2 separate regions of the Homo sapiens genome follow, and region 1 is linked to region 2. Evidence: chromatin loops called from intact Hi-C (ENCODE). Cell type or tissue: mammary epithelial cell. All regions are shown on one strand. Links, peaks and the distances in the headings refer to the core of each region. The heading gives the core; the rest is flanking DNA. Region 1 holds the start of LOC105376011 (a long non-coding RNA gene). Region 2 has its middle 130 kb from the start of ACO1.

Region 1 (15,912 bases), core at 3,224-11,223, 330 kb after region 2:
TCCACTTGGTCTTGTGGGTTCCTCATTCCATGAAGAGTGGGCACAGCCAGAGAAGGCTCAGGGAGGGGCAGAGTCCCTGGAGAGGAACAGCTGCCATACTTGTGCAATAATTGATAATTACCTACTCACATCAATGTCCTCTTGGTTCACATGGAAGGCGGTAGTTGACGGACTTTTTGACCCTCTCTCTAACCCTTCCCCTACTTTGGGTCAACACATGGCAAGCTACATTTGAGGTAAAGAGAGAGAGAGAGAGAGAGCAGTTAAAAAAAAAAAGTGTCAGTTCAACCCGCGAAATTTACTCTAAAATTTTTGAAGAATTCTGAGCTGTGTTTGCTACATGGCAGATCTAAAAATGCCCCCAGCAGATACTTAGAAATGAGCCAAGGAAAAAGAACAAAGCCCATTCCATTGTAAGCCAGCCTGCCAACATACTCCCTGGAATCAGCCAATAATTCATGCAGAGTGATGCTACTTAGCAAATTGTTCCATGTCCTTCCTCTTACATCCATCTTGAGAAATATCTCAGGCTCCAATCAGTGTCAAAAATCGAAGAATTAAGAATTAAGACTCCAAGACCTCACTGCCTGAAAACACATCATCTCATGCCTTTTACCAATGTTACTTACAAAATATGTTTTTTTTTCTTTAAAGGGACATAAATTGGATGAAGGGAAAAACTTAAATGGCTTCCTGATATCTTTTGTGCTGAAAACATACATAACGTAGGCTCTGCCAGGAAGAACATATAGAGAACAGAGGTTTCTATAGTCAGTCTTCATTGGCAGTCTGAACTGGTTCTGAGTAAAAAATTCATAATGCGGAAAATAGGTCTGAAACTCATCACTAGTTTTGAGAAATTACCATATTTACCTAAGGTGATATTGGCTAAAACTTCAGAATAAATTTTATCTAATGCAATCACTTTGCTTTTAGGAACATAATATAGGTATCAAAGCTAAAGACTGAAGAGAAACTAAAGTCTGTAGCTGGAAAAAAATTGTCATAGGTCATTATAGTAATCATTGTTTTAATAAATGCACCTATTGAAGTTTAAGGGAAGACCGATGTTTAAATTGCCATGAACAGTTGGTGAAAATATTGATGTAAGATCCCTTCCTCTTTTTCCTAATAACAGTGAAAAATTAAATCAATTTTTATGAGCAAGGAGTCACTAAGGACTGTAATGAAAAGAGAATGAAACAATTTAAACAAATACACATTTAGGGCTCAAAACATAACTTAAAGCAAAGACCCTCCTTGACGAATTTACCTAATAATCCAATGTAGGCATTAACCATTAACTGCCATTGGTGTTTAGCTATTGCACAAGATTAAAACGTTTATAGAAATATTCTATATTGATGGTTTCACAGATCATCAAAGTCATCTACGGCAGTGATTCTCAAGCTTTCGTGTGCATTCAAATCACCAGGCAATCTTGTTAAAATGAAGATGCTGACTCAGTAGGTCTGGGTGTGGGGCCTGGGATTCTGCATTTTTAAGACACTCCCACGTGATATTCACACTGCTTGTTTATGCATCATACTTTGGGTAGCAAAAACCTAGAGACCTAAGTAGGTTTTCACAGATTCTGAAACCCCACTCCTAGAGATTCAAACTTAGTGCAAAAGAACTTGAAAATTTTTTCATTTTATAGATGAGGAAACTGAAGTTCAAAGAGGTATAGTGACATCATGGTCAGTCGTCAAGTCAATAGTAGACCAAAAGCCTCCTAATTCCAGTGCAAGGCTGTTTTATCTACACAGCAATGCCTCCCATATCATGAGAACCTTCTGTGTTTTACAGTCAGGATGTTCCACCTGTGCAGTTACACAGGGCTTCATGCTAAGAAGGACCTCATGCTTAGGGTCTAATGCTCTGTGGTTGCCGTCTTGAAATTTATAATAATTTCATCTTTGAATCTGTGTTTTGTAATTAAAGTCCAATGGGACAATGAAACATGTGCAAAAGGCAGGGCTTGGAGTGTCAGCTCACACATGTTCTTTCCATGTGTGATTATCGGCCACCTGCCACCCATCCCTGGTGCCCCAGGGTCTACTCGTCCTCCCTTTTTTATTTCTGTCCCAGATTGTTGCCAGCCTCCATCAGTAGCTGTTCCAGGTCACATTAGTGAGAAGAGGCTCACATTCCGCCAATAGCCTTCACCCACTGTGGAGGTCTGGGTATGGATGTGGGGAAGGTTAGGGATGAGAATATCCCACAGTGGCCCAGGTTAGGGCACAATGGCAGCGTCCAATACCATGGTATGAGTGTTAGGTGGCTTGTCAGGGGCCTCTCAACTCCCCTAATGCAAGTACCAACATGTATCTCTGGAGGATTAAATCCCATGGACAGTGAGCTGGTAAGGAGTTGTAATTCCCCCTGCTTGTCTGCAGCCTTGAATTATGACTTTGCATTGGCTCTTTTTATGGTGAATTTAATCCTCTAATAAGACTGTAACCAGAGGATGTACTGGAAATATCTTCAAGGATCTGATTTTAGTCAGCTTTTATGGACTACACTCCAGATAGTTACCAGATTATTGATTTAAACTGTAGAAGCCTTTATAATTACTACTGTAAACAGTCTTTCCATGGTGATGTAGCTGTTGGTTTACATTCTGATTTCGTGCTTGTTTGAGATATAGCACAGAGCGAGCCAACTGGGCATATCGTATGGTTGGTTTCATAAAACTATGCTTCCTATTGGGAATATTTTGTTAGAGTGCTGTCCTGTGACAGAAATTGCAGCCTCTCCTCTCCTAGAGAAGAATGAGGTGTACTTTAGGGAACCCATGAGATGCCATGACAAATTTCTTCCATCCTTTGCTTTCTTTTGTGTGCCCCCAAATCTATCACATGGGCAAGGTTACAGAGGGATAGCCACTGATAGAGATATCCCCTCTACTCCATCTTCCAGGTCAAAAGGTGCTGAAAGAGGCAATCCTAACTACACTTATGTGTTTATCTTTAGTGACAGCATGCAGTGTTCCTTGCCATTAGGCCTCACCAAAAGTAGAACACCAGAGACAGCTTTGTAACCTGAGAAATGGCCAGAAGGATCACAAGGGTCTGAGCACCTAGCTGTTTAACAGGCTATATCCTCAGAAGCTAGGTCAGAATTTTTTTTCCCAGCAAAATCATATATGATGTCCATGTTTCTGCTTCAAGAGAAATTTATTTTCAATTAATTTCTGCATGCAACCAGGCAATGTACAATCATCTCTGCACACATAGAGAAGCAGAATGAAGAAAGTAGAAAACAGAGGCGCTACAGCTAGCCAGAGTCCAAATGAAACAGGTAACAATGAAGAATTATTGGAGTAAATACTAATTAGAAAGTGGCATTTACAGCACCTACTTGGTGGTGAGGAGATAGTCCTTAGAGATAGTATCTGTAAGATCTCGGCAGGCACAGTGGTTCAGGCCTGTACTTTGGGAATCTGAAGCTGGAGGATCACTTGAGACCAGGAGTTTGAGACCAGCCTATCCAACATGGTGAAACCCCGTCTCTACCAAAGATACAAAAATTAGCCAGGGATGGGTGGCACACGCCAGTATTCCCAACTACTCAGGTGGCTGAGGCATGAGAATCTCTTAAACCCGGGAGGTGGAGGCTGCAGTGAGGTGTGATGACACTACTGTACTCCAGCCTGGATGACAGAGTGAGACTGTCTCAAAAAAGAAAGAAAGAAAGAAAAAAGAAAAGAAATATTATCAATTAATTACAGATTGTCAAGACTGAAAAATTTTTAAATATCATAAGGAGCATGGTTCCCAACCTTTTGGGCACAAGGGACCAGGGATTGGGAGTGGGATGGGATGGTTTTGGTATGATTCAAGCACATAACATTAATTGTGTACTTTATTTCTATTATTATTATATTGTAACATATAATAAAATAATGATACAACTCACAATAATGTAGATTCAGTGGGAGCCCTGAGTTTGTTTTCTTGCAACTAGACAGTCCCATCTGGGGATGATGGGAGACAGGCATTAGGTTCTCATAAGGAGTGTACAACCTAGATCCCTTGCATGCACAGCTCACAATAGGGTTCCTGATCCTATGAGAATCTAATGCTGCTCCTGATCTGACAGGAGGCGGAACTCAGGCGGTACTGCTCACTCACCTGCCTGCCACTGCTCACCTCACCTCCTGCTGTGCAGCCCACTTCCTAACAGGCCATGGACCAGTACTGGTTCATGGTCCAGGGGTTGGGGACTTTTTTTTGTTTGTTTTGAGACAGGGTCTCACTCTGTCACCCAGACTGGAGTGCAGTGGCACGATCTCGGCTCACTGAAACCTCCACCTCCCGGGTTCAAGCAATTCTTGTGCCTCAGCCTCCCAAGTAGCTGGGATTACAGGTTGTGCACCACCATGCCTGGCTAACTTTTTAGTACAGACAGGATTTTACCATGTTGCTCAGGCTGGTCTCAAACTCCTGGCCTCAAGTGATCTGCTGGCCTCAGCCTCCTAAAGTGCTGGGATTACAGGTGTGAGCCACACCACCCCACTGGGGACCTATTGTTATAAGGGACCTGACACAAAATTGACCTTCTGGCACAGACTGGTGTGCAGCAGTAACAATGAGGGGCCCCAGAGAGGATCAGCAGAATTAAGGAAACACAAGCAGAGAATTCAGGTCAAAGCTGAAGACCAGCATTCTCAAAGCGACACCTAACTCCAACTCCTCACTGCCAACTTAAAGACAAATAATTTATGTTTCATGTGAGAATTAATATGTCTTTTGCAAGTTGTTTTTAATTATGCTTATTAAGTACATCATAATTATGTGGTGATTCACATTCTCCATAAAGTGTGATATCCTAAAAATTCTTCCATGGAATTTTGTCAAAGAAAAATGAATTCGAAGGATCACACTTAACTATGTGGGCAAAAATTTTTGGCCAGAGAAGTAAGCAGATTCCTCATGAAATGTTGCCTGTACCAGACTTATTTCTGTAAGATTGTGTTAAGCATGGCACAGTGTCACCCAACTATTAGGCCCTTTTCATTTATTTACTGAATTGCCCACAGGGCCACAGTGTTGGTCTGAGATAATAATTACAGAATTGAATGATAGGAAATTCCACCTCTAAATCAGTTGGTCTCTGAAGGCCCAACAGAAATGGGTAAAGCAATTGCTAAAAATAGCTAGTGGGAAAAAAGGACAGTCCATGATATTCTCCCACCTCTTTCCTCAAAATAAACAAACAACAACAACAAAACTATGAATAATTGAATTTCAGTGATTTTTCACATCACACTTCAAAGCTCAAAGAGAAAGAAGTTTAATCTACGTAAAAGTACCAATTTCAGAATTTTAGTGAGAAAATAAAATCTTTAACAGAGATGAGAAAAAGGCACATTTGTGGTCTCTTATTCCTGCTATGTAAAACTTCGTAGTAAACCAAAACTACTAAGGAAAGAATGCAATGAAATTCTGGAATGTACCTTTGACTAGCTCCAAATTTGTTAAATATAATTTTGTAGCTTACCACATTTGTGGTAAAAATGATCTATATTGTGTTTAAATAACTCTCTTAGAGAACGAACCATTTTACTTAGAGTTTTTATTGGGAATGCCTGCTAAATTTTATAAAATGATATTCAGCCATGTATAGATACAATTATAAATTATAAGATTTTTGTTAATATATTTACTTGATTCATATTATGATAATGAAGAAACTTACATAAGCCCTACATATTTTTATTTTGGATTATTACTAGGTTCACTTTCTAATATTTTATTAGGCAATTTTGTGTCTTTCTTTAAAAGTAGCTATGTTTTACTTTTTTATTGGTTGGTTTACAAGGTTCTGGCATCAGAATTATGCTGGCTTCATGAATAAAGTAAGGATCTTTTAGTCTCTCTGGCCAGGAATAATTTAAATATTGTGAAATTATCTGTTCTGTATTATCTGTTTTGTGAGCTTATTCAGTATTAGTGCTTTTTAAAGGGTAGATCTAAAAAATCTCATATCTCATAATTTTTGACATATCTATTAATATTTTTTCCATTTCTTCGTAGGTCAATTTTACTAAATTTTCCTACATTTTCAAATTTGTTTTCATAATATTGCATGCGATGTTTCTTATTATTAACTATTTTTTACATCGATAGTTTTGTTTCTTTTCTCAATCCTAATCTTGTTTTTTATCTCTCTTCTTTTTTTTTTTTTTTTTTGAGATGGAGTCTCAGTCTTGCTCTGTTGCCAGGCTGGAGTGCAGTGGTGCGATCTCGGCTCACTGTAACCTCCATCTCCCGGGTTCAAGCAATTCTCCTGCCTTAGCCTCCCGAGTAGCTGAGACTACAGGCATGTGCCACCACGCCTGGCTAATTTTTGTATATTTAGTAGAGACAGGGTTTCACCATGTTGGCCAGGATGGTCTCCATCTCTTGACATCGTGATCTGCCCACCTCGGGCTCCCAAAGTGACCTCTCTTCTTAATCAGTCTCAAGGTAACTTTTCTGTTTTACTGGTCTTTTCAGACTTTCATAGTTTGTTATTTCTACTATGTTGTTTTCCTTTCCATTTACTTCATGTTTACCATAATCTATTCTTTCTTCTAGGTTTCTTTTGGTTTATTTTATTGTTCTTTTTATTAACTTCTTAAAATAAGGTATGCATTTCTCTATATTTTTGTCTTTATTCTTTAGTATTTAAAGCTACACATTTCCTTTTAGTGTAGCTTATATATATATAGTTATATATATATAGTAATTTTTATATATAGTTATATATATAGTATTTTATATATATAGTTATATATATAGTATTTTAAATATATAGTTATATATATATAGTATTTTATATATATATAGTGACTGCCTCTAATCTATAAATATTGAAGGATGTTAATCTTTTTGGTCACATATTTATATTGTTGCTTTTTTTATTTGATATTAGAGTATATGATCTATGTAATCTCTACTTTTTAAATGTACAGCTTTCAAGCAAATGTATGATTTTTTCATAAATGGACATAAGATTGATTATATATATATGTACGTGTGTGTGCAGAGATTATATATATACATACATGCATATATTCGTGTATACATTTGCATATTATAATTTATCTACTGTTATTCACTTTCTCACCTTCCTTGCCTGATTTTGACCTTTAATCTTGAAATAATTTTATTAACTATATACTATAGTTTGCTTTTTCTCACCTCTCCTTACATTTTCAATATAATTTCTTTCCAAATATTTAGGATGTATATTGTGTTATAATTGCTATATCAACATGAATTGTGCCTATTATGATTGTAAAAGTCCCTCTTTACACTGCTTTTTACTTTTGAGCTTATATCTAAGATTTTCTGATGAAATATTGACATTTTTGCCTTTCTTAATTTTGCATTTGCCTGGTATCTCTTGGCTTTTCCCTTTATTTTCAACCGTTCTTTATCACTTGGTCTGAAGCAAGTTTCTTGTAACAGCACATTGCTCGATTTTGTTTTTTTAACCTAATTTGACAGCTTTTGTCTTTTTATAGAATATTCAGTAAGAGGATTCAGTTTTCAGAATGAACTAGAGCACAGAAGGGGGACTGCCTCTGCATATTTAAGTAGATTGTATTCCAAAGATATGAACATTGTTGAGGCAGGAGAACTAACTAGCTTCTTACATAGAAAGGTGTTTCTATAGGGAATGCTCCACAGAATTCCAATTAATTGTTTCACAGATTAAGAGAGTCACCAGGGTTCCCTTGTAACATTTCTCATCAAAGAGTGTTCTATAGGGAAGAGATAAAACCTAAACAGTCCCGGAAGCTGAGACAAGAAACTGAAAAAAAAAGGAAAGTGAGCAACAAGATAATGTAAGTCACAACTGAGCCAATTAAGGAGCAGGAGATGCAGCAGCATGTCCCAAACAAAACTGATTGGAGGTCAAGTGTGGACAACCAGAGCAAGTTCTTGCACAGCTAATGTATCCCCAGGTGTGAACTGAGTAACATGAAGAAAGGCATCCTCCTGCCACCTCCTGGTGAGTTAACAAGGCAGGAACACTGCAGGCTGCAAAAATAACAGGCAATGCCAAAGGCAGAGATGGATCCAGTTTTGTAGGGACTGAAGCTTAAGCTGTTATTGGGGGCGGGTTGCAGGGGTAGGGGGCTTCTTTAAGAATAAGAATACAAAATTAGGTACAAACTTGAATATTTACTGAGATAGGGAAAGCAATCACAACAAATGACGGGGTCCTTGGAGATTCAGATCTTTCCCTTCAGATCTCTTTGGACATGATTACATGGAAATGTTTCCTGATTATAGCCAAGTGTTCCTTCTCCATATAGAACACCTGACAACTCCCACCTCTGTCAGGGGTCTTTTAGGTGAGAAGCCACTTAAGTTTTTAAGACCAATTAGCCTCTAGGTAAATCTGCCTTTGGTCCAAATGTTGGCTTCTACGGGAATAAGGGTAAGAGACCCATCTGCTCAGTATAGAATAAAGCAGGCAGCCAGACCGGGAATATAGAAAGCAATCCTAAAAAAAAAAAAAAAGAGGGGGGGTGTTGCCAAAAGGATGTGGTAGAAAATCAGTTAACTCAGATTTACCCATCAAAAATGTCAGGTGATTTGAGGACTCTGGTGTCAATGCATAATTTCTGAATCTTTAGTTGGTTATGGCATACCTTATTGATCATTAGAGAAACAGTGAAACAAGCATTAACTCCTGAGAAAAATACACCGAAGAAGGAGATTTTAGGACCTGTGAAAGTTGGACTTTTGGCAGCATAACTTGCTTTCCCAAAAAAGATGGGGCTAGAGTCTATAAAGAGAGAGGAACTAAATTAAAGCTTGGCCAATGTGGTGAACTTATACTAGAGCATTCCTAAGCTCACTCAGTCAAATCTTTTTACCTTGTCATTAACTAAATATAAATCAATTATGAAAGTTCTGAAGGAGCTAGAGTGCAGTTCAAAGATTGCTGAACCCATATGAATGAACTAGTCACATTCTTTTTTTTTTTTTGAGATGGAGTTTCACTCTTGTTGCCCAGGCTGGAGTGCAATGGTGTGATCTTGGCTCACTGCAACCTCCGCCTCCCGGGTTCAAGCGATTCTCCTCTCTCAGCCTCCCGAGTCACTGGGATTACAGGCGCCTGCCACCATGCCCAGCTAATTTTGTATTTTTAGTAGAGACGGGGTTTCACCATGTTGGTCAGGCTGGTCTCGAACTCCTGACCTCAGGTGATCCACCCACCTCGGCCTCCCAAAGTGCTGGGTTTACAGGCACGAGCCACTGTGCCCGGCCTACTAGTCACATTCTTATGCAGTCACTGAGGCTAGTATAAAGAGCATGATCCATTTGGCGAATCAGATCAAGTTCTCTAAAGTCCAGTGTCACAGCACAAGATAATGTGAAGTCATTTAAAGGAAGTTATTAATTGAAATTCTTTGTTGCAGAATCAGTAGAAAAAGACAAAAGCTTTTGATGGGATTATGCTGGAGTCCATGTCATGGAACCAAACTGGAAATTTTCTGGTGAGGCATCTTCCCGAATCTTTAGGCTTTGCCAGGCTTTGCTTCTAAAAGACTACTACCCACCAATCCCTTCCCCAGGTAGCTGGAAAATTAGAGACCTTCACTTGCAGTGTGGCCTGGATTAGCTGGGGAATTGGGTGAGCCTGAGTCAGGTAATGTACTAGGAGTCAAACCTCATTTAAGGTAGTGGTAGAAATAATGTCAGCTAAGGCTGGGCGCGGTGCCTCACACCTATTATCCCAGCAGTTTGGGAGGCCAAGGCGGGCGGATTGTTCGAGACCAGCCTGGCTAACATGATGAAACCTCATCTCTATTAAAAATACAAAAAAATTAGCTGGACATGGTGGTGGGCACCTGTAATCCCAGCTACTGGGGAGGCCAAGGCAGGGGGAATCGCTTGAAGCTGGGAGGCGGAGGTTGCAAAGAAAGAAAAAGAAATAATATCAGCTGAATTAGCAAAACTCAGAGTTAGGCTCACTGACCTAAGAACAAATCATGTGTATCTGCCATGAGTCTCTTACGTGTATTCACAGTGTTTTCTATGCATTCTCAGTCTTTGTAAATACAGGCTCTTCTTCCATTCCTGATTTACAGCTGATTCTCTGCTAGGGACTCAAACTTTACTTGACAACCCATTGAACATGCCAAAACCCTCGTTCTAGAGAATGGGCCCAATGTGTCTCAGTTTTATTTGTCTCCTGCCCCATACTAATGGACTTTATTTCCTAAAGAGACTCCTAGATCTATAACTTCTTGAAAGAAGAGTTTCTGAATTTTGCAAATGTCTGTTAACCCCTGTTATTGTGCCAGCTATATTCCTTCCCATTGGCAGCATCAAATAAATTTTTTTTTTATAACTGAGGTTACATGGTTACTTGTACAGAACCCTGGACTCTGAACAGGTTACTTATACAGAACCTTGGACTCTGAAGTCTGAGAAGTATAAATCATTCAATTTTTGTGTGTAGATTTTTGAGGAGATAAATCATTAAATCAGTTTTTGTGCCAGTTGATATTTGTTATAAACTTTCCTGTGTGAGAATCGAACATTAACAAAATTTGCCTTTGGTGTAACATTTACCTGGGGAGGAATATTTTTTAAACGTTAAGGAGAAACTCCGTCTTAAAATATTATTCACTATATACATTTTATTGAAAAAAGCATCTGCTATTAAGATATAGTTATGGCATGTTTAATTGGCGAATTTCTGTAATTTTTATGTTTTATTTATGTGGCCTAGCTACCAGATCATGGTTATAGAGAATATTTGGGGTATAGATTAGTCACTACATTTGTGAAGGTTTAGGAAGTATTTACTGAAATGAAAGACATAACCCTAGATGTTTTAAATGAATATTAAGAGCTCAATCTAAATATAGGAAAGTTGAACATTTGTCAAAAAGATTAATGGTGGAGCATAAAACCGTACTCAACTCTAACTGTAATTGTCAGGCAAACTGTAAATTCTATTGTTAATTGTGTAATAAATATAATTTATTGAATGTTTACTATGTTTCAGGCATGATTTTAGGCGTTTTGCATGAACTCTAATTCATTGAAATGTAACAACCTTATAAGGTAGGGACTATTATTACATCTTCCAATTATAATGTTTTAAAATAAAAAAATTGATAAGTATATTACAAAGCCTATTTAGTTTTAATTATATATTGAATCACAATGGGAAACTACTGTTTAAGGTTGTGCCTTTCAATATTATTTAAGATAGAAATAAAATTATAACTGATTATTTTTTATAGTCATTGCTATGAAATCCCATCAAGCCTCTTATAGAATTGACATACAGAATTTGATGTATTTCTCTGTGGTTATTTTTGTTGTAATCACCATAAACTATGAAATTAGAAAGGCCTGGGCACGTCCAAAATAAAATAAATCGACAATTTTTAAAAGTTTGACATGTCTTAAATTGTGTCATTTTGCTTGGAAATTTATTTTAACAATATTAAGGAACGTCTGGAATAGAATGTGCATAGAAAAGTGTTGATCAAAATTCATAAATGCTCAGGCACCACTGATGTCAAACACATAGCACTGTTTTAAAATAACAAGGTGAGTACAAAGTCTAATACTCCTTTATGCCCAATGGATACACAAGAAAGAAAAAAACATCTCCAAGCCAAACTTGAATACCAGTATTCACAAATTCAAAGACCACTATATCTAAGCTCTGATTGTAAAAACATTTTTAAAGAACATTTTCTCCTCCACTAATTATGTCAATTGCTTCCCTAGCAATTTACATTCATGAATCTTGGTTTCCAAGGCATTTTATAATGACATCATAAATGAATGAACAGAGGCTTTTCAGCCTTCCCTTTATGTGAAAATGGTTAAGGGCACCTTTTAAGTGTTCCCATTGTTCTATCACTGTGTACTTCCTCTGAGAATAATTGCATTACTTTGCCTACTGCAGGATATCCTTGAAAATAAAAACCAAGGTTTTATCTCAGTGGTAAATGTTCTGAAAACCTGAGACAATCATTGCTGTACTTGCTAATTCCCTTGCTGAAGCCCATGACCTTCACTGTCATCAATCTGGGAGAACAGCTTTCAAACAGTACCATTTTGGTGACTGAAAGTAAAATGTTTCTTCAAACCACCACAAGTCACATAACAACTCTATTTACATGTTAACAGAATAGCAGAACAGTTAACCAGAAGTTGCCATTAAGGTCTCTCAGACTGTTTGCATTACTTGAGGTGGTATATGTTTCCTAAAATAGCTAAATGCATTAATAATGCCCTATTTCAGTCTCACCTAATCCACGTATATATTATGACTATTGGAGTGTTACATATCAGTTCCTCTCCCTTTTTATTCCGTTCTTGCCTGGTCGAGATTCTCTCAGGGCCAGGTCATTCTTCTTATGGAATAAGGTAGAAGATATTGGATGTAATATAAATTACCCCTCTTAGACTATAAATTACTTGGGCTGGGCCCCTGCCAAGGTTCTTATTCAAATAAAGTCCAGTGGGTCAGGTTGAGTACTGACGTATCCTTCAAACAAAAAGGATATGCAAATTTCAGCAATCTTCTCTGTAGACATAATTTATTTCTTTTTATCAATTACAACAGGTCCCTGCAGGACCATGTCACCCAAAATAATGCATCAGATATAAGGACTTGTCTTTTACTCATTTACTTCTTGGACCTACTTAGAAAACTGTGGCAGCACTGTTTTGTTATTATTGTCTTAAGTGCATGATCCAACTTGGAAAGGTAAATTTTAACACTAAGGATCAAGGCATTTTTTGGCTTTAATCAGCTCTTAGTGATCTCTAATTTATTTAAGTAAAACAATACATTAAACTTCTATTTTAAAAATTAAAAATCTTGTTTCTCACCTCTTTCTCCTAGGAATACACTAAATGCTATTACAGGAATGACAATAAAGTTTTAAGTTCACATCTTAGTCTTTTTTCTGTTGCTATAACAGAATATCACAGACAGGATAATTTATGAGGAAAAGAAATGTATTTCTTATAGTTCTGGATGCTGGGTAGTCCAATGGTTCTGGATGCTGGGTAGTCTGGATGCTGGGTCCACATCTGGTGAGGACCTCTTGCTGGTGGAACACTGCAGAGACCCCATGTGACACAGGGCATCACATGGTGAGGGGACTCCCAAGACATGGCAAAACTGGCCTTTTATAACAGTCTCACTCTTGTGATAATTAACCCATTCCCCCTTAGTAACCCATTAATTCATTAATCCATTCATTTGTGAATGGATTTATCTGTTCATGAGGGCTCTGCCTTCCAAAGGTCCCACCTCTCAGCACTGCTGCAATGGGGATCAAGTTTTCAGCACATGAACTTTTGGGGGACATGTTCAAACCATAGAAATCCATATAGACAAATATAGAAAATAAGATTGCAGCATAAAAACTTTTATTTGGGAGAAGTGGGTACATGGGGAGATATAACTGACTTATCAAGGTAAAGAGAGCCCAACCTGAAGTGCCTCCTGACAAGAGTACTATTGACAAGCGGGCAAATTCATTGATGGATATTGTGCCTAGGACTTGGAGACACAAGGTACTCAAGTTGGCAATAATTAAACAGAAGAATTGCTAGAAAACAATATATAAAGCAGACAGAGTCCCTGAACTCTCTCTTACTTTAAAAGGCCAAGTTGTTAACTCTTCTTTATCCATGTCCCACTCCTGGGCAGGGGATCAAATGTTTACTCTCTGGAGAAACTGACCTAAAGAAAGTCTGGACAAACAACATTAAAAAAAGGCAGGAATAAAGGCCAGTGTCTGAAAACAGAGGGGATATTTGCATGGGAGAATTCCAGCGGACTGTGACAGTCTAGGATGTCTTCACACTGAATGCTGGTGTGTTGAGAGTCACTCTCCCACCCAGCTCCCAGAAGATCAGCATATTTTACCACCACTCCACTTCCACGCTTGAAAAGAAGAATGAAAGATTTAAAATATTTTCACATATTTATATTTTGGAGTTCCCCCAATGAACTGTCAACTCATTTTCTAATTACCCTATAATGAAATTTTGTCCACTAACACAAAATTCCTAGTTAGTAAATTTTAGTAAATAAGAAGTAGAAAATCAAGAAACCAGAAATCTGAGGAAAGCTGTCCAAAAAAAGAGTCAAAGCAAATAGAACAAGGGATATCATATTTGAAAATCTCAAACTATAACCTTCTAATTGAAATCATTAGCGAGACAAAGCTAAATCACATACATAAAGGGAAAATGAATGCTATGACAAATAAATAATCAGAAAAGAGTAAAGAATTTTGAAAATGGAAATATAAAGGCCAAACTAATTTAAAAAAATAAATAGTAGAGTTTTGGGTTTAAATAAGGTTGAATAAGCACGTTATCCCTCCTCTCCCAAGAAATACAAATAGAAGCCTAGATCGAATGCAGTAGATAGCAATCTGAGGACTCTCAACAGTAAATTGTAGCAGGTAGATTGGGTAAGAAAATTAGAATTGAAAATACTAAAAACTCAAGTGGTACATTTTCTGTTTTCATTTTGTTTTGTTTTGTTTTGTTTTATTCTATATAATACAGTCTCAAGTGCAGTCAAATCCTAAAACTATATACTAAGCATGGACAGAAATACCTCCAAAAGAATATCTGTCTCTCTCTTTTTATTTTTTTCACCAGAGAAGCAGGAATGGGAACCTTTATGGGACAGAGACAGTATCCTCAGGTTTTTGTTTCATTTTATTTTTCTGTTCTACCCAGGTTCCAGGTGTGTCTTAGTTTTGAAGCTTCACAGCAGCTGAGTAGTAGTGTGTGGTGAGCATAACAAATACCTAAAACTTTCAGGAAGGTGAATCCTTCTCTCTGACCGTGGGAACTATGGTCTGAAGATGAATGCCAATCGCAAGATAATTCAAATATTGAAATTATGAAACAATGACTTCCAAATCAGCTATGATAATGTGATCTACAAGCTAAGGTCTAATATCCTCAAAACAAATGGAAAGACAGAACATCTTAGCAGGGAAATAAAAGGTATAAATGAAAATAATGGAAATTTAGAACTTCAAAACACAATATCCAAAATCTGAATTATACTTGATTGCCACAGTTTGTCACAGTTACTATGGGACTGAATGAAGGGGGACGAACGCAGAAATGAAAACTTAAAACAAAAGTAACTATTTTAAAGAAAAGGGCCAGGGGAAGAAGAGGGCTCCCTGTTTCTAGTGAGCAAAGGCAGAAGTCCTGAGCTTCTGCAGCCCTTCATATTTATTGGGTAGAAAGAGCAGGGAGGAAGAGGTAACAATTGGTCAGCTGCTTAATTGATCACAGGTTCACCTTATTGCTAACAGGCTTCAGATGTGCCTAATCACAAGAAACACTGCGCTTGGGGCGTGACTGCCCTCAGCATTTCTTCTGGGCAGCAGACGCAGTTTGTCAATTTGCCAACATCCTGCTTTTATGAGAACAGTTTGCTGTTTACTCATATAGCCTCCAGTGGTATACTGAGTTGATCACGACTCTCATTCTCTCAGCCTGCAACATCTCTCCCTTTTTGTTTTTGCATTAATTAAATAAGATCTGTCCCTATGTCATGGGGGTTGATGTCAGTGTGATTCTGGTTGGTTCTTGTTCCGTCTTTGCATTCAGATTCAACTGGCTCATGGTTTGTACCGGGGGAACCAAGCCCATGGTTGGGATCCAGGGGTCCCTCCAGTCTCCTGTTCCATGGTCGCACACACCTTGAGGGCACCCACACGGTTTGATCGTCTCCTTATATTGCTGCTGGCAGACTCGTGACGGGGTTTCTCATTCATCTGGTAAGTTTCAGTTTCTCTGCTCCAGCAGACCTTCCTCATTCAAGTCCCAAAAGACCCTATCTGTCCCTGTCTGTCCCTGCAAGTTTCTGCTAGTCTCTACT
Region 2 (15,912 bases), core at 5,305-13,304:
TTTTCATATTGATATTATTTAGATTTTAAAATCCCACACTACCGAATGTTGTGCTCATGTAGAGAAATGTGAGACAAGGGAGTATATTATTACTCTGGGCACAGTTTGAACCATAAAATATGTCACTAAATAGACCTTAATGTTGGAAGCATCATTAACTCAAGCATTCCATTAGCTTGTGTTTCCTACACTTGACAAAATCAATCTTGTTTGTGTTAGAATATTTTTTCTCCTATAACAGGGATATAAATGAAAACATTTAGATAGTACAGAAAAACCATCAAGAGAAAACAATTCCTTCAATATAAGGGCTGCTACTGGCTTGGGTTTCATTCTGGGTGCTGGGTCTTCCACTGGGACATCCCACATCATGTCTCATGGTACCTCCCTTGGCAGAGAACTTGGCACAGGGAAGCTGCTCAATAAATGCTCCTTAAAGGAAAGTGAATGTGAACTGAAGTCTAGACCAACACCTTATGGGAAGACATTGTTACCTTTGTAGCACAGGATTGATGTGTTAACAAATGGGAGACAAGATACCTAGTCTCAGGAAGTTGATTATTTTTAGTTTCTTCTCTTGCAGGCAGTCTCAGAAAGTTAACTTTCTTTTCCATCTTCTCTAATATTTTCAGCCTCTCTACAGCTCAAACAATCCCTCTGTCGCTCAGCACGATAGAGTGGCCCATAAAGTCTCACACTCCATTTCCTAGAAGACAAATCTAGGGGCTTTTGATTTTATGCATTGTAATATTAATCAAGACATGAAAAAATAGGAGGTAGCATATATAATAAGCATATAAAAATATTTTATAATCTCCTTCTGAAAAAGTAACTAGAATACCTGTTAGACTTCTAACCTATGCCCTTTTTCTTGGGGAAGTGTTCATCAAACCTCCTATTCTTCCAATCTAACTCCTTGTAGAAGGGACCTTCTTTGAGCAGTTACGAAGAGGCAAAATAGATCAGTAGGTGATTCTCATTGTGTGAAGTGGGTGATTTTTATTTCTGAGAATGTTTAGCTTGAATGATTTCCATTTTAATTGAATTTTCGCCCAACCCAGGAAGAGTCATCTTAAACAGTCACCACACTGGATAATGATATGGTCAGTAAAGGGTTGTCTCTGAATAAAAAAGAGACCTCTAAGAGGGAGGGTTTTATGCTATTCTGGTAATTCCCAGCATATTTCCCTGTACTTGTAAGAAAGCAAATTTGACTTGTCAGTCTTTTAAAAATTTCAATTTTGAGAATAAGTTATAATTTAATTCACTTCCATTCATCAATTCACAAACATGCTTTGTGCTAGGATCTTGGGATACAAATTTTAAAAGACATGTTCCAATTTCAAAGATCTTCAAGTAGAATGGGAGAGACAAAGCTGCAAAGAAGCACATGCGTGACAATTCTATGACAGAGGCAGGAGTACAGGGCATGGTTAGTTATAAAGAAGAGAGGAGTTAATTTTTTCTAGGCTGGCAGATACTAGTTAATTGAGTGTCAAGAGATAACATATTAATTATCTATTGCTGGGAAACAAATTACTCCCCAGACTTTGTAGCTTCAATCAACAAAATTTATTATAGTTTCACTGGGTCAGGGGTCTGGGTATGGGGTAGGTGGGTGGTTCTTGCTTAGTTTTTTGGGAGGCTGCAATTAACATGTCAGCTGGGCTGCAGTTATCTTGACTACTTGACCAGGGAGAGATTTGCTCCCAAACTCACTCATTGTTGTTGGTAAGATTCGGTTCCTCATATGCTTTTGGACTGAAGGCCTCAGTTACTTGCTGGCAGTTGGGGCTTCTCTCAGTTTCTGGCCACTTGGGCTTCTGCTTAGAGCAGCTCACAACATGGCAGCTTGCTTCACCCCAGTGAGCAAGGAAGAAGAGGCAGAGAGTGAGTGTGAGCAAGACCAGAGGCATGGTCTTTTGTGATCTAATCTCTAAAGTGGCACCTCATCACTTTTGCCATAGTTCGTTCATTAGAAGCAGGTCACTAAGCTTAGCTTACACACAAGGGAAGGGATTACACAAGGGTATGAATACAAGGAGATGGGGATCGCTGTGCACCCTACTGGAAGCTGACTGCAGATGAGCATTTACCAAGGTAGACTTAGGATGGTGGAAGAGGAGAGGCACATTCAAGGAAGAGAATGCCAGATGAGCTAGCCTTGAAAGTGTGAACAAGGCCTGATTGGAGAATTTCAAATATTTGTCTGGGATGCAGGGTGCAGGGGTAGAATGAAGAGTGGTGATGGTGGTGCTCATAGTAGTGAAGACAGAAAAGGATCTTAGATAAGTAAGAGATAGGTTCAATGAATATAAAGTTACAGTTACACAAGCATAGTAAGTTCTAGAGATCTGCTGTACAACATAGTGCCTACAGTTAATAATATGGTATGTGTACTTAAAAGTTTGTTAAGAGGGTAAATCTCGTGTTAAGTGTTCTTACCACAAAACAGAACAAACACAACAAAACCAAAAAACAAACAAAAAACCCATGGGGACACAAGGAAACCTCTGGAAGTGATGGATGTTTGTTATGATTGTGGTGATGGTGTCATGGATATATGCTTACATCCAAATTCATTGAATTATACATATTAAATATGCACCTTTTTTGTATATTAGTTATACCTCAATAAGGCTATTAAAAAAGGATACAGGTTATGAAGGGCTTTGTAAAGAGAAACAGAGAAAATTAAACTTTACACCGAGGGCCTGGGGAACTATGAAGGAATTTTAAGGAGAGGCATGATCACACATTTACCGTTGGAAGATTACTTTTATGGCAGTGTTGATAAAGAGGTTGTTTATCTTGCTAACAGTTGATCCCATTAGACCCTCATAACCAACATGCCTGTCAGCTTTTCTGGCCTATGGAAGTGAGGAGATTCAGGGCTATGCCATGAGCCGTGATTAATCTGTTGCTTGATTATGGGGCCATGTGTGTTGTGCAAGTTGTGAAATGGCAGAAGAGTAGGCAACTGATCTCTTTTTCTTGCATCAATTTCAGGAAAACTGGAAAAACTTAGATCAGAAGCAGTCGTTCGTTTGTTCCTTAGTGGAATAAAACTTACTTAGCTTTTATAGATTGTTTACTTTAGTTCCATTGAAGGAGAGCCACCCACCATTTCTTTCTTGAAACCTTACTGTTCTATAGTTGGAAAGTTTTGAAAAGGCATATGCTGGTGACCGTCTAGAGATTTAGAATGCTTTCGAAATAGAAGACAATAAAGCAATCATGCCTCAGTTCCTTCATTGTAAAGTGAGGGTCTTGATCATGGTGGTCTCTGAGGCCCCAGAGAGTTCCACATGCTGAAATTTTCTGTAATAGGCATAATTGCTTAGAAATCTACTTGGTTATGGCCGGGCATGATGGCTCATGCCTGTAATCCCAGCACTTTGGGAGGCCAAGGTGGGCGGATCACAAGGTCAGGAGATTGAGACCATCCTGTCTAACACGGTGAAATCCCGTCTCTACTAAAAATACAAAAAATTAGCCAGGCGTGGTGGCCGGCGCCTGTAGTCCCAGCTACTTGAGAGGCTGAGGCAGGAGAAGGGCGTGAACCTGGGAGGTGGAGCTTGCAGTGAGTCAAGATCGCCCCACTGCAATCCAGCCTGGGGGACAGAGCGAGACTCTGTCTCAAAAAAAAAAAAAAAAAAAAAAAAAAAAGGAATCTACTTATTTTACTCCTAAAGATTAATTTTAAGGCAGAGTATATTCTTCCCATTTCAGCCTGACATTAACTCTTTGATGTTTTTGGGTTATAACATTTTAGAAAAAGGCCTTTCTTCTATTATTGTTGAAAAAGAGCTTTCTTACTGTACTATTGCAAAATATTTAGAAAAGCAGTTGCTAAGATAAGATCGGAACTTGTGAAATGCTTTTACTTCCCACTACACTGCTGACAGGCTGAACTCCTTTTTTCTTTTCCAGCAGAAACATTGTCATTTCCGACAGAGAATATATAATGCACGAAAAGATGGACAGCCGAGAGTGATAAAGCACAAGTGGAGGGTCTGTTCCACCTTTGTCAGTCAGCTAGGAAGTAAAAAGAGCCATTCATGCACCTGAGTTTGCCCAGAGTCATCCTGCCCCATCTGCCGCTCATGGAGCAGAGCAATACCCTAGCTATGCAGTGCTGGAGCGAATCCAAACATGTTTCTTTTGAATTGAGATGAGGTCTGTGTGGTTAGATAAAGGGGCTCTCTATTTGCCACCACCTAGAGAAAGTTCTTGAGCTTGACATCATGTGAAGATGGCAAAAGAATTTGTGGGAAATGACTGGACTCTTACTCTGCAATGAGAACTAGGTATTATTTGTTGTACACATTTGCAAAAGGGAAATGTGAGATTCTGTGATCTCTGCAGGTCCTCCTCACTAAAGATGAAGTGAGATCCTCTACCTAGTGCAAAAGGTATATTTGGGGAGCTTTAAATATATTTTTAATAATTTATTTTTAAGCTGGGTTGTTAACACACAGATGTTCATTATATTGTTTATGCTTTTCTATGAAGAAAGCACAGGTAGCAGTGACATTTCTAAACAACTTTGAGATATCAACATATAATAAACACATATTTAAAGTAGGCAATTTGATAAGTTTTGACGTATGTATATACTTGTGAAGTCATTACTGCAATTAAGAAAATGAACATACCCATCAAGCCCAAAATTTTCTTCATGCTCCTTTGTAGTCTATCTCTTCTGTTTCTCCATAACCTGCTAACTTGCTGAAACTATGGATTTCCTTTCTGCCACTGTAAATTAGATTACATTTTCCAGAATTTTATGGAAGTGGAATCATGCAGTATGTACCCTATATTGGCTCACTTCTTTCACTCAGCATATTTTGAGATCCATCAATATTGTTGCATGTAACAATAATTTATTCCTTTTCATTGGTAAGTAATATTCCATTAAAGGGATATGCCACAATTTATTTATTCACCTGCTGATGGACATTAGAGTTGCTTCACAGTTTTGCTTATCATAAATAAAGCTTCTATGAACATTCTTATACAAGTTTTTTTTTTTTTTTTGTGTGTGTGTGTGTGTGTGTGTGTGGATATATTCTTTCATTTCTTTTGGGTAAATACCAAAGAACAGAATGGCTAGATCATATAGTAGGTATATATTTAGTTTTTTAAGAAACAATATAACTATTTCCCAATGTAGCCATACCATTTTGCATTCCTACCAACAGGATTGAGAGTTCCAGTTCCTCCACATTCTCTGCAATGCTTGATACGGTCAGTGTTTTTAGTTTTAGCCATCCTAATAGGTATGTGGTCATATCTGATTTTAACTTGCATTTCTTCAATGAGTAATGACGTTGGACACGCTTCCGTATGCTTATTTGCCATCTATATGTTTTCTCTGGTAAATTTTGTGTTCATTCTTTTGCCCATTTTAAAAACTGGTCTGTTTGTTTGCTTATTGTTTGGTTTTGACAGTTCTTCACATATGCTAGATGCAAGTCTTTATCAGGTATATGTTTTACAAAAATTTCCTTCCAGTTAATGACTTGCCTTTTCATTCTCTTAGGAGTGTCTTTTAATAGTAGAAGTTTTAAATTTGAAGACAAATTTATCATTTTGTTCTTTCATTGATTATGCTTTTGGTGTTGTATCTAAGAAATCTTTGATTAACCCAAGGTCTCCAGGATTTTTTTTTCTTATTTACTTTTTAAAAGTTTTATAATTTTTGGGCTTTGCATTGAGATATATGATCCATTTTGAATTGCTTTTTGGCCTTTTGGCTAAGATCAAGTATAATTCATTTTGAGTTAATTTTTTAATATATGAAGTACAGTTCTAAGAGCATTTTTTTTGCATAGGGATATCCAATTGTTCTTGTACCATTTCTTGAAAAAATTATCTTTTGCCACACATATTTCAATTTTTTCTCCACACCTGAGGCTTGTCTTTTTTTCTGACATTGTCTTTTGTAGTACAAGAGTTTTGAATTTTGATGTAGTCACATTTATCAATTTTTATCATTTATAATTTGTAATTTGGGGGCTGTATCTAAAAAACCTTTGCTGCTTAAAAATATCTTGGCTAGAATTGGATCTCCAACCTTTAACTATCTGCCTATTGTATGATAATCAAACATGCAAATATGGATGGAATATTTTTAGTGTAAGGAATATACTAATATTGTGAAGATACTGTATTATTTCAGAAACTGTAGAGACGCCAGGGGAGTTGCAAGTGGCAAATTAGGAACAGAAGAAACTACAAAACTTTGTTGGGAAGAAAGAGAAAGAAATTGCCAAATGTACCTCTAACTATTTTTGAGAACAGAAGGCTGATAGTGGTGGAGATGAGATGAGGCTTAGCAGCAGGTGCAAATTCATGATGATGACAGTTGATGTTAATATGCTGGGGAGTAGGTGGTGTGTATACTTGTACTTAAAGTGAAAGATCAACCATAGAGTATCAGTGTCCATCATCTCATTCTGTGAACAATTACTGGAAATCATTTTGGCACAGAAAATAAGTTACTCATGTTCCTTCTCTGACACCCAGAAAAAACCCAGCTTGTGATTCATGTGATAATTGGCTTCTCTTCTTCTCACACGCAGGGGACTCTCCTTGGTCAGCATCTTTTCCTGTTCCCAATCTCTGCCACTTCCCTTGGTCTGTGTGGTCAACCTGCACACTCCTTAGTTCCAACAGCTACTTTACCTTTTACCTCATTTAGGTCACTGGATGTGTGCTGGTTCCCTGTACCTTAATACGTATGCCTATACGCAACTATCTCCTCCAACTTTTGCTCCAGTTCCAGACAAAGGAGGAATGATACCCCTTCTCCTTAAATCCAGCATGATCTTCCTTTTTAGTCATTCTCTCTTACTCATATCCTTATTGCTGTCTTTCCACTGTCTTTATTATTTCTTGCAGTAAATCAATATGTTCATGGGTCTTTGTCCTTAAAAAAGTCCTGTGTGGGACCCTGAATCCCCTTTTTGTTGTCTTCCTCTTTTATCCACATTTTTTTCAAAGAGTAATAATGCTATTCCCACTTCTACTATTCCAGCTTTCTTTCTTTCTTTTTTTTTGAGACGGAGTCTCGCCCTGTCGCCCAGGCCGGAGTGCAGTGGCGCCATCTCGGCTCACTGCAAGCTCCACCTCCTGGGTTCACGGCATTCTCCTGCCTCAGCCTCCCGAGTAGCTGGGATTACAGGCGCCCGCCACCATGCCCGGCTAATTTTTTTTGGTATTTTTAGTAGAGATGGGGTTTCACTGTGTTAGCCAGGATGGTCTTGATCTCCTGACCTTGTGATCCGCCCACCTTGGCCTCCCAAAGTGCTGGGATTACAGGCGTGAGCCACCGCGCCCGGCCTCCAGCTTTCTCCTCAATCCACTGCATCCTGGCAGAGGATGCCTTCATCATTCTATTGAGATTGCTTTCCCTCGATCCAATAGCTCTTTCATTGTCATATCTAATGGACATTTTTCAGGTCTATTTTACTTAACTTATGAGTTGCATGTACTTCTTTTTTTTAAACTCTGTACCTTGGATACCATGAAATTTTACTTCCTTGGTTCTTCTGCTTTGCAGACTATTTCTTTATTGTCTGTATGCTCAATAAATTTGCTTTTTTTGGTAACATATTAAGTGACTCATCTAAATGAATGATAAGTATTGTATGCACACTGGACCTATTTCTTGTTTCTTGTCAAGCTTTTAAGTTGGGTACCCAAATGAAAATCTTACTGTTAACTTCTGTTTTTTATTTGAGTATGTCAAATGTTTTAATTTAATCAATTAACTTTTCACTGACATAAGTTTAGTAGAGAAAGCATCCCCTTGGATCTGTTTACCTGTTCTTTTTTTTGCACAAAGCTGAACAGTCATTAAATCTGGGCATGAAAACAGCTAAGTCCAGAGTATTCAACTCACAGGATGGGAATAAAGAGAGCTGTTCTTTAAAAATTAGGCAAACCTTAGAAATCTGTAAATGAAAATTGAAATTTGGAGCCTAGAGGTAGAAAATGTAATTAAAGAGAATATGGAAGCTCTAAGATTTTTTTTTTTTTCTGGGCAGAAGTAAAAAATAAGCCAATCTTATTTGCCTTTTTCTCTACCAGATAAGAAGGCAATACAAAGGCTTAGAAATACAAAGTTGCCTTTGACATTTAAATATGTTTTTGACATACAGTGTAGTAATCCTTGTTGAAGTCAGAAATGTAGTGTGCAGGCATGGAGTTAAGGCTAAATTCCTTATATGTATAATTTCATTGTCATGTTTGGTAGAATAGAGAGAAAACATTAAATGTGAACATATATTCCTGTCCATCAATATTATTATCTTCTTACTGGGTAGAATTAATCTCTTAAAAATCTTGTCTAATTTAAACCACTTTGGGACATTTAAAAAAGTGTCAGTGGTTATTTCATTTGGTCAAAATTTCAAATATATACTTTTTCTTAAGAAAACTATTTAAATGCCTTGAAAAGAAGTCCATGAAGGCTTATGCAGGATAAGACAATAGCATTTATATTTATTCTTTATTTTAGCACAAGAGATTTTGTTTCCTTTCACTTGCTCACATGAAATATAGCTGGTTTATGCCCAATAAACAGCACTAGCCTTCAAAAAGAGAGTGGCAGCATGCCTGACTAATGACAGTTTAAAGCCTCTGATGCACAGGGATCAAATTAAATAAGCCTTCTGTGTTGTCAAGATTTAGAATCTACTGATGCACCGACATTTATTCATCCGCTTTTTATTTAGCTTTGAAGGCTCGCAGGTCAGTTGCGTCTGATTACTCTGGACTCCTTCCAGAACTAGCTGAGGCCAAAGGAACAGGCACAGTTACAATTCCACCAGGTGGCAGTCTTTGACGGAAAAACTTTTGTGTGCAACCACTGGTTGCTATCCTCTCCTCCTCTCCATCCCTTTCTTTTTCTCTTTCTATATTTTCCCCTCTCGTTCCTAGGAAACATTTCATTTTTCTTTATGAATGTATTTAGCATTTATTTACTTTCTTACTGTCATGATCTTCTTTCCATCTCTGGAATAATGAAGGGGATTTCTGAATACAATTGCAGCAGAAGGGACTATTCTCCTTAGTAAAAGCAGATAAATTACATAAAAGGTGACCAAATTAAAAAAAAAAAAGAATCAAATGCTAACCCCCCACCCTGCAAAAGAAAACTACATAAAATAACAGAGACCAAATGCGCTTATAATCTATCCTGTATGCCCTAAAAAAATCCATCCTGCTTTTTTTCCTGGAAAAAAGTGGTTGTTGAACTGACTACATTTGCTTCACGAACTAGTCAACAAAGCTGTCTTCTGGAGCAGACAGCTTAGACAGATCTGAAAACCTCATGTCCACTTTGCTTTTTACCTTGGAAGGATTGTTTATCGACGGGGCATGAAGATGAACAGAGAGGCCTGGTCTGCTCTTCCAGGACTGGATGGTCCCTGCATAGCAGGAGGCAGAGTTGCATAAATCAGTCTTACTAAACCACCAGGCTATGCATAGGTGAGACAGAGTTGACTGAGTCAAATAAATTGTTTTGCTCAGTCCTCACAACTGTACTTTAAATTACAATGATGAGGCCGGGTGCAGTGGCTCACGCCTGTAATCCCAGCACTTTGGGAGGCCGAGGCGGGTGGATCACGAGGTCAGGAGATGGAGACCATCCTGGCTAACACGGTGAAACCCCGTCTCTACTAAAAAAAAAAAAAAAAAAAAAAATCCAAAAAATTAGCCAGGTGTGGTGGCGGCGCCTGTAGTCCCAGCTACTCGGGAGGCTGAGGCAGGAGAATGGTGTGCACCTGGGAGGCGGAGCTTGCAGTGAGCCGCGATCTCACCACTGCACTCCAGCCTGGGCGACAGAGCGAGACTCCCTCTCAAAAAAAAAAAAAAAAAAAAAAAAAAAATTACAAATGATGAAACTAAGAATCATGTGAGCCAGCAACTTGCCAAGGCTATGTGACTGTCATCATCAGAGAAAAGACTCAGACCCAGGTCTATTTCATGCCAAGACCCTAAAGGCTGTCTAGGTTGCCTCCAGTTTAATTATGCCAGACTTTTCTCCCAATTCCTTTCCTTTCCTCCATATTAAGTCCATTCTCCACATTTTCCATATCATTTTCTTATTCTTGTATCCAATTTCTCATCCTCCAGACCTTTACCAGATTCTCATCCTAAGTTACTTGTTTTATGAGTAGCCTGTTCATGACCTCTACCTATTCATTTCCCAGTTGGGGAGTCCTCTTTTCTTCATTAATTTCTATAGGTTTTTAAAAAATATCTTAAGTACATTGCTACCTTGTCATACATATTTCAAATATTTTTTAAAATAACTTCATTAGTCTTCTTCAGTTTGCTTACGGAAACTTTTTTCTATGTAGAATATTTTATGCTTTATAAATTTGAATCTGGTAGTTATTTCTGTGATGATTCCTAGCTTTGTTGTGTTGTTTGCACAAATGTTTTCATCTCAAAATTGCAAAAAATATTTTCCTTTGTTTTCTACTAGGATTTTTGTTTTTGTTTTTTTTTTTTTTTTTTTTGGTCTTTATTGTTTGCTTTGAAATCTTTCAGGCCAAATGTGGTGGCTCACGTCTCTAATCCCAGCACTTTGGGAGGCAGAGGCAGGAGGATTTTTTGGGCCCAAGTTTTCGAGACCAGCCTGGGTAACAAAGATGTAAAAGTTCATTCTTAAAGATATAAGAAGGATAAAATTTTCCTTATAATTATATTTTTATCTTTATTTTCCTTTGTAAGCATTTTAAAAATAGATAGGACAAAGGTAAATTTAATGCACTTCCAAACTGAATTATGAAAAATAAGAGTACCAAAGACTCAATATATAGTCTAATATAAAGACTATAATATAAATACAAATACAAAATTTACAAGTATGTCTATATGTATCTTCCAAGCTCAATACACTTAGAAATGCTTCACTCATTTCCATAAGGTATCTAGCTATGATAACTTTTAAACTCTACCTACCCATTTTTAGTTGCCTTTTTTTGAAGGATGATGGGTGGATACTGACATACTCGCTGACTTTCCTGCTCCACTCTTTCTTGTGACAATGGCCTAGATTTCCTAGTATTTGGAATGCAGTGTGTTGCTTTGAATCCTGCCCAAGCTCACTCTCCTAAACTAATCTCAGATGTTTCAGGCTCATTAACTCTACACTCTTAACAAGTTAAGTTCATTTGAGTTACATTTGTTAATTTACTGTGTTAGGGAATTACTCACAATGTGTGTGGCTATGCACTAGTGGTCTGAGGGAAAGATCATTGTTTATTATCTGAGAGTCATTTCACCAAGGGGAAAATTTTGACTTCATCAGTTTTACCCATAATACCAGAATATCAGCTTTCTATACTTCCTGCATCCAGAAACAAGTTTTGAATAAAATAAAATTATCAAAGTAGTAGAGAAAACCAGTTTATCCAGGAGATCTAGTATTAAGATATGGATATTACAGCATATAAATTATGACATGATTGTTTTGAACAAAAGCAGTCATCAAATCAACATCTCTTTTGATTCAAACAGAATTACTTTTCAAACTTTGCAGGCTACAAATTGTACTTGTGTTTTAAGAATCAGATACTTAACCAAAAAGCTGAAACATACATAAAATAAAAGAACGTTTCAAGACTGCTTTAAGAAATCATGTCTTTGTTGGAGTAAGTTTTGAAAGTGGCCTGGTTTTTGTTTTAAGACAAATACCTAAATTTTATTTTAAAATCTGGCCTCATACAGAATTTGAGTTCTGACCCAGTGGTTAATTTTGAGCATGACCTGAGATCATATAGAATGTTTTGAGCTATAGAATCTGGTATTTTTCTCTTAGCTTTCAAAGAAGAGTATTTTTCTCTGTGTTTGCCTCTCTCTCTCTCTTTCTCACACACACACACACACACACACACACACACCCCCTCAGAACTGTTTTAGATTCTCTGCAATACACACTCAAACTGGAGAAAATCAAACTTCCTTTAGTTTTCAGCAATGTCCAAGTGGAAAACAAAGAAATATAGTAGATAAAGGCGCTCAACTTAAACTTTGAACCTTGGGCGACTGTAGCCAAGTACTGAGCATTCTCTGTGAGCACTTAAAAAACTTTTGACACATCAAAGAGCCAGTATTTCTGTCTGCAAGCTTGGGAAATGGAACTATATGAATTCAGGGATTCACTGAATCAGGGAAAATTGTATATTGAGGAAGGGGGAAAATAGGATGATCTGGACCAGAACAGAATTATTTACAAAATCAATGAAAAATCCTCAACCCTAAATATTTTCCCATTTTTAAAGAAAGGAGTCAATAGAAGCTAACACCAAAATCACATTGTGTATTACATACAGTTCATGGTTTACATAATTGTACTTAAGTTAACTTTGGTAAATTGTCAAATTTAATCCATTTTATGGAACCACTTAACACCTTATACATTCTTTGTTACTATGAAATTCCTAGTAGAATAATTTCTTCATATATTGGAGATAAATGGCAGAACTTGCTAGAATCTTCCTGGTAATATTACTGAAGATTCTAGTAGGCAGAGCACGTCAGTAGCATCCCCAGACAATGGCTTCTACTTAAGACCTGTTGCTTGAGTTAATTAAGAAGAAGAATTTCATAGCACTGCAAGCACTGACAGAGACTTCAGATCTCATCTCTAGCGAAATCCTCCTATTTTAAGGAATTCGAAGTCAGGATAGGAAATGACTTGTCCAAGGCCACTAAGGGAACATTGCAGGGCTAGGACTGGAATACAGATCTCCAGACCCCACTCCTGGGCTCACCATCACCTGCTTCCTGATTTCACCAAATTTCCTTGTTCTGGCAAGGAAGAAAGCTCTCTTAGTCTGTTTCTGGGACAAAAATTTTTTTCTTGCCACTTGCAACACTTTAGAGAATAGAAACATAACAAAATCATTGTTTTGCATTAATACTTCCATTTCTAGCCATCTCGGCAATCAATCAGAACTTTTATCTTCTTGTCTGAAGAGACAAGGACATTTAATTCACAACAATTTCCTTTCCCTTTCTCTCAGTGACTCTATTGAATAAAACATGATGGATCACACTCTGCATTTGCATGCCAGCTAAAACAGGGCCAAGGCTCTGCTAGAACAGGGAGGATCCTGTCCTTGCCTAAGCGTGACAGAGGTGAAATGGAGGTTAGCACTGGGAAATGCTCAAATTACACACACGTGAGCATTTCTCACTTAAAGAAGGGCTCCAATAAACAGCCAGAATGAAAACTGGAAGCTATGATAAAAATTAATAAATAAATTCCAATAAACAAAGAGCATAGTCTTGCCTAATTAAGGCTAGTTTTTAATAACACTTGGATCTTAGCAGAACTGGGCATAATCAGGTCACGTACTCATGTTTCTATACTGATTCTTTGAGTTAATTCTCTCCTTCACATAACAATTAGAATAGAGATTTTTTTGAATCTGCATTTGGAGAGACTGTTCATCTTTCCTCCTCTTCAGAGAGCCCAGGGTGCTTGTCTTGCACGTGTTTTAGAGCAACTCAACATATCTTGCAATATTTTGCATATGGAGACATTGATCATACTGCTGATAAGGACCATGAAGGAATTGCCTAGTCTAGCCACCTGGTTTTAAGGAGACAGAAGATCACATTTCTACTTCTACATTCTCTTCCACAGAGAGTCTATGGTTTGCTTCGGATTAAGGATAAATAGCGAGGTGTTGACTTGAATGCAGGTCTTCTGCCTCTTAGTAACAATAATGTTTTCATCCATCCATCCATTCATTCAGGAGATCCTATTTTGTGCTGGAAATGTAAAGATAAACAAGATGCAGTATCTTCCTGCAAAATGTTTATGCACTGTGGGGGATTATAAACAAATAAGCAATAATAATAGTGTGATAGTAGCATGATAGAATGGACATGCGATTCTGTGGGAGCACATAGGAGAGGTTCATAATGCAATGTGAGGGTTAAGGAAAGCTTTCTAGAGAAAGTAGATTCAAGCTGCAACCTGAAGAATGGAGAGGAGTTAGTTTAATGAAGGAGCTGGGAAACCAGGCAGAGGGGTGAGAAAGCCTGGCTCATTAAAGTTAAAAAAAAAAAGTGCCATTTATGCACAGGATGGCTATACCATTGACAATGGGGAGAGAAGAAGCCAGAAAGAAATTGTTTAACATAAGTCATGTTAAAGATTTTTGGATTTGCTATATATTGCAATAGGAAACCACTGAATTATTGTCAGAACAAGAATAATAAAAATAAGTTAAGCAATAATTACCCATTAAAATAATTAAAAATAATTCAAAATAATTATTTTTAATGATAAAAATAAGTTACATAATAGTTACTAAGCTAGGTTGTGGAGGATGGATTATATAAAATCAAGAGAAGCTTGGGACAGACACAACTTCATCTGCAAATTTTTTAGCCACATTTGATCAGAAGGGAACATATTCAAGAAAGGAGCAAATGTTAGAAATTCTACTGACTTGGTAATCAAACTCTGTCATCTTTTCAAGTTTCAAAAATAGGATTCTCTATACTACATTTCCCAGAGGGGCAAGATCATGTCATTTGGCATGACCAACTTATCACATCTGGCCTTGTAGATATCTCATTTCTTGTATCAGGGAATCTACAACTCCTTCTAAGTCATATTCCCCCTACGTGCTGGCTGGTCATTACAGCTCTGGTAGCAATACTCACAGCTCTATCAATAAGCTGCATCATGCCAGGTTTCCCAGGAGAATACTATCTCTTGAGGTCTTAGTTTATAAGCTCTTGAATACTCAGAGATTCATCTAGTAGCACAGAACTTTTTCCTTCTTTGAAATTTACTACTGTTCCATTCTTGACTCATTGTCCCTGATTTTAATTGTCTGTTCACTGGGGGAGGAGGCACTATGCCATCCCATGGTCATGAGCCCTCCAATGACTTTTCAAAGAAGTTTAATCAGACTTTTTCAAAGGGGTATGACCCAGTTCCATGGGAGTCTGCCAATCCATCTTAGGACTATTACACTGACTACATCGACATATATGAGAAGTAAATAGTCCTCAGTCATCTCCATGAGTAACAAAGGGAAAATAGGAAACAGTCATCTTGTAAGACTCACTAGCTCCTGCCTCTGAGAGGGCCATCACCTTACTGCGCCTACATCAGGCCCATGTTACTGGAGACCAATAGAGCTCTCAGGAATAATCCTCACAAAAACCAAGGGGCTGTTTGTTTGGCACTGTTCCCTTTATGATCCCATTGTGAGTTTAAATTTAGAGGACAAAGCAGATCACTTCTACAGTCAAGAGGCTGTGGCTCATGACCAGGATGGAGGTGATCGGGAAGGTTTTTGGGGCAGCAGTGACCTCCCTCTCCCATGACTGGCTCTTCTTTTTTTTTTTTTAATTCCAGGCAATTTTTCATATTAAGCAGAAAGCATTAGTTCCTGTCTTCCTATACAGGTGTTTATGCTGAATCTGGGGTTTGTCTGGTCTGAAAACCTCTTATTCCTCTCTATGCCACTTGTCATGGAATCGCCTTGCAAAACATTGACCTGGCATTTTATTGGCCTAGATACCTGGAACTACCCCATAAACTACACTGCTTCTTTAGTTAATATTTCCTGAGTGGAATTCAACTTCTAAAGAAGCAAATGACTCAAAATCTCCATATGCAATTTGCATCTTGCTAACAGTGTCCCCATGCTGATGGTGCAGCGTTGGGGTGGGGGCATTTACCATTTGGGACCCAGAGATGGTGCAGGGCACCAGACTGACAAGGGCCTGTCAAGGTGAAAGTGATGGATAGATTTGCATAAGGGAGGTGGTTATTTTAATAAGGTTTATCTGAGTTAGACTAGAATAATCAGCTGCCTGTCTCCACGGGAGCACCATTTGACATAAATGAAGACAAGG

What was found. A loop is a pair of places that touch in the nucleus more often than their neighbours do. Peaks named below come from ENCODE experiments on the same cell type or tissue, not always from the same donor. Only the 100,000 strongest peaks of a DNase experiment are listed, where the experiment ranks them.
Region 1: a loop joins it to region 2, with 32 times the contacts of the local background. A loop is called at or near these places in 10 of 110 quality-filtered maps.

The regions. Positions count from the first base shown.
Region 1 is chr9:31,908,849-31,924,760 of GRCh38, reverse strand. The region is part of intron 1 of LOC124902137 (a long non-coding RNA gene); the gene reads right to left. It overlaps LOC105376011 (a long non-coding RNA gene), which reads left to right and starts at 6,827. Exons shown (of 9, transcript XR_929543.3): 1 at 6,827-8,007; 2 at 9,428-9,505; 3 at 11,026-11,084; 4 at 12,607-12,750; 5 at 14,751-15,023; 6 at 15,642-15,811. In mammary epithelial cell, for the core only: a CTCF peak has its summit at 7,998 (motif pointing left); no DNase peak of the experiment used is centred there.
Region 2 is chr9:32,244,562-32,260,473 of GRCh38, reverse strand. No RefSeq gene overlaps it. Among named protein-coding and RNA genes, the nearest start is that of ACO1, 130 kb to the left of the region's middle. In mammary epithelial cell, for the core only: a CTCF peak has its summit at 8,839 (motif pointing right); no DNase peak of the experiment used is centred there.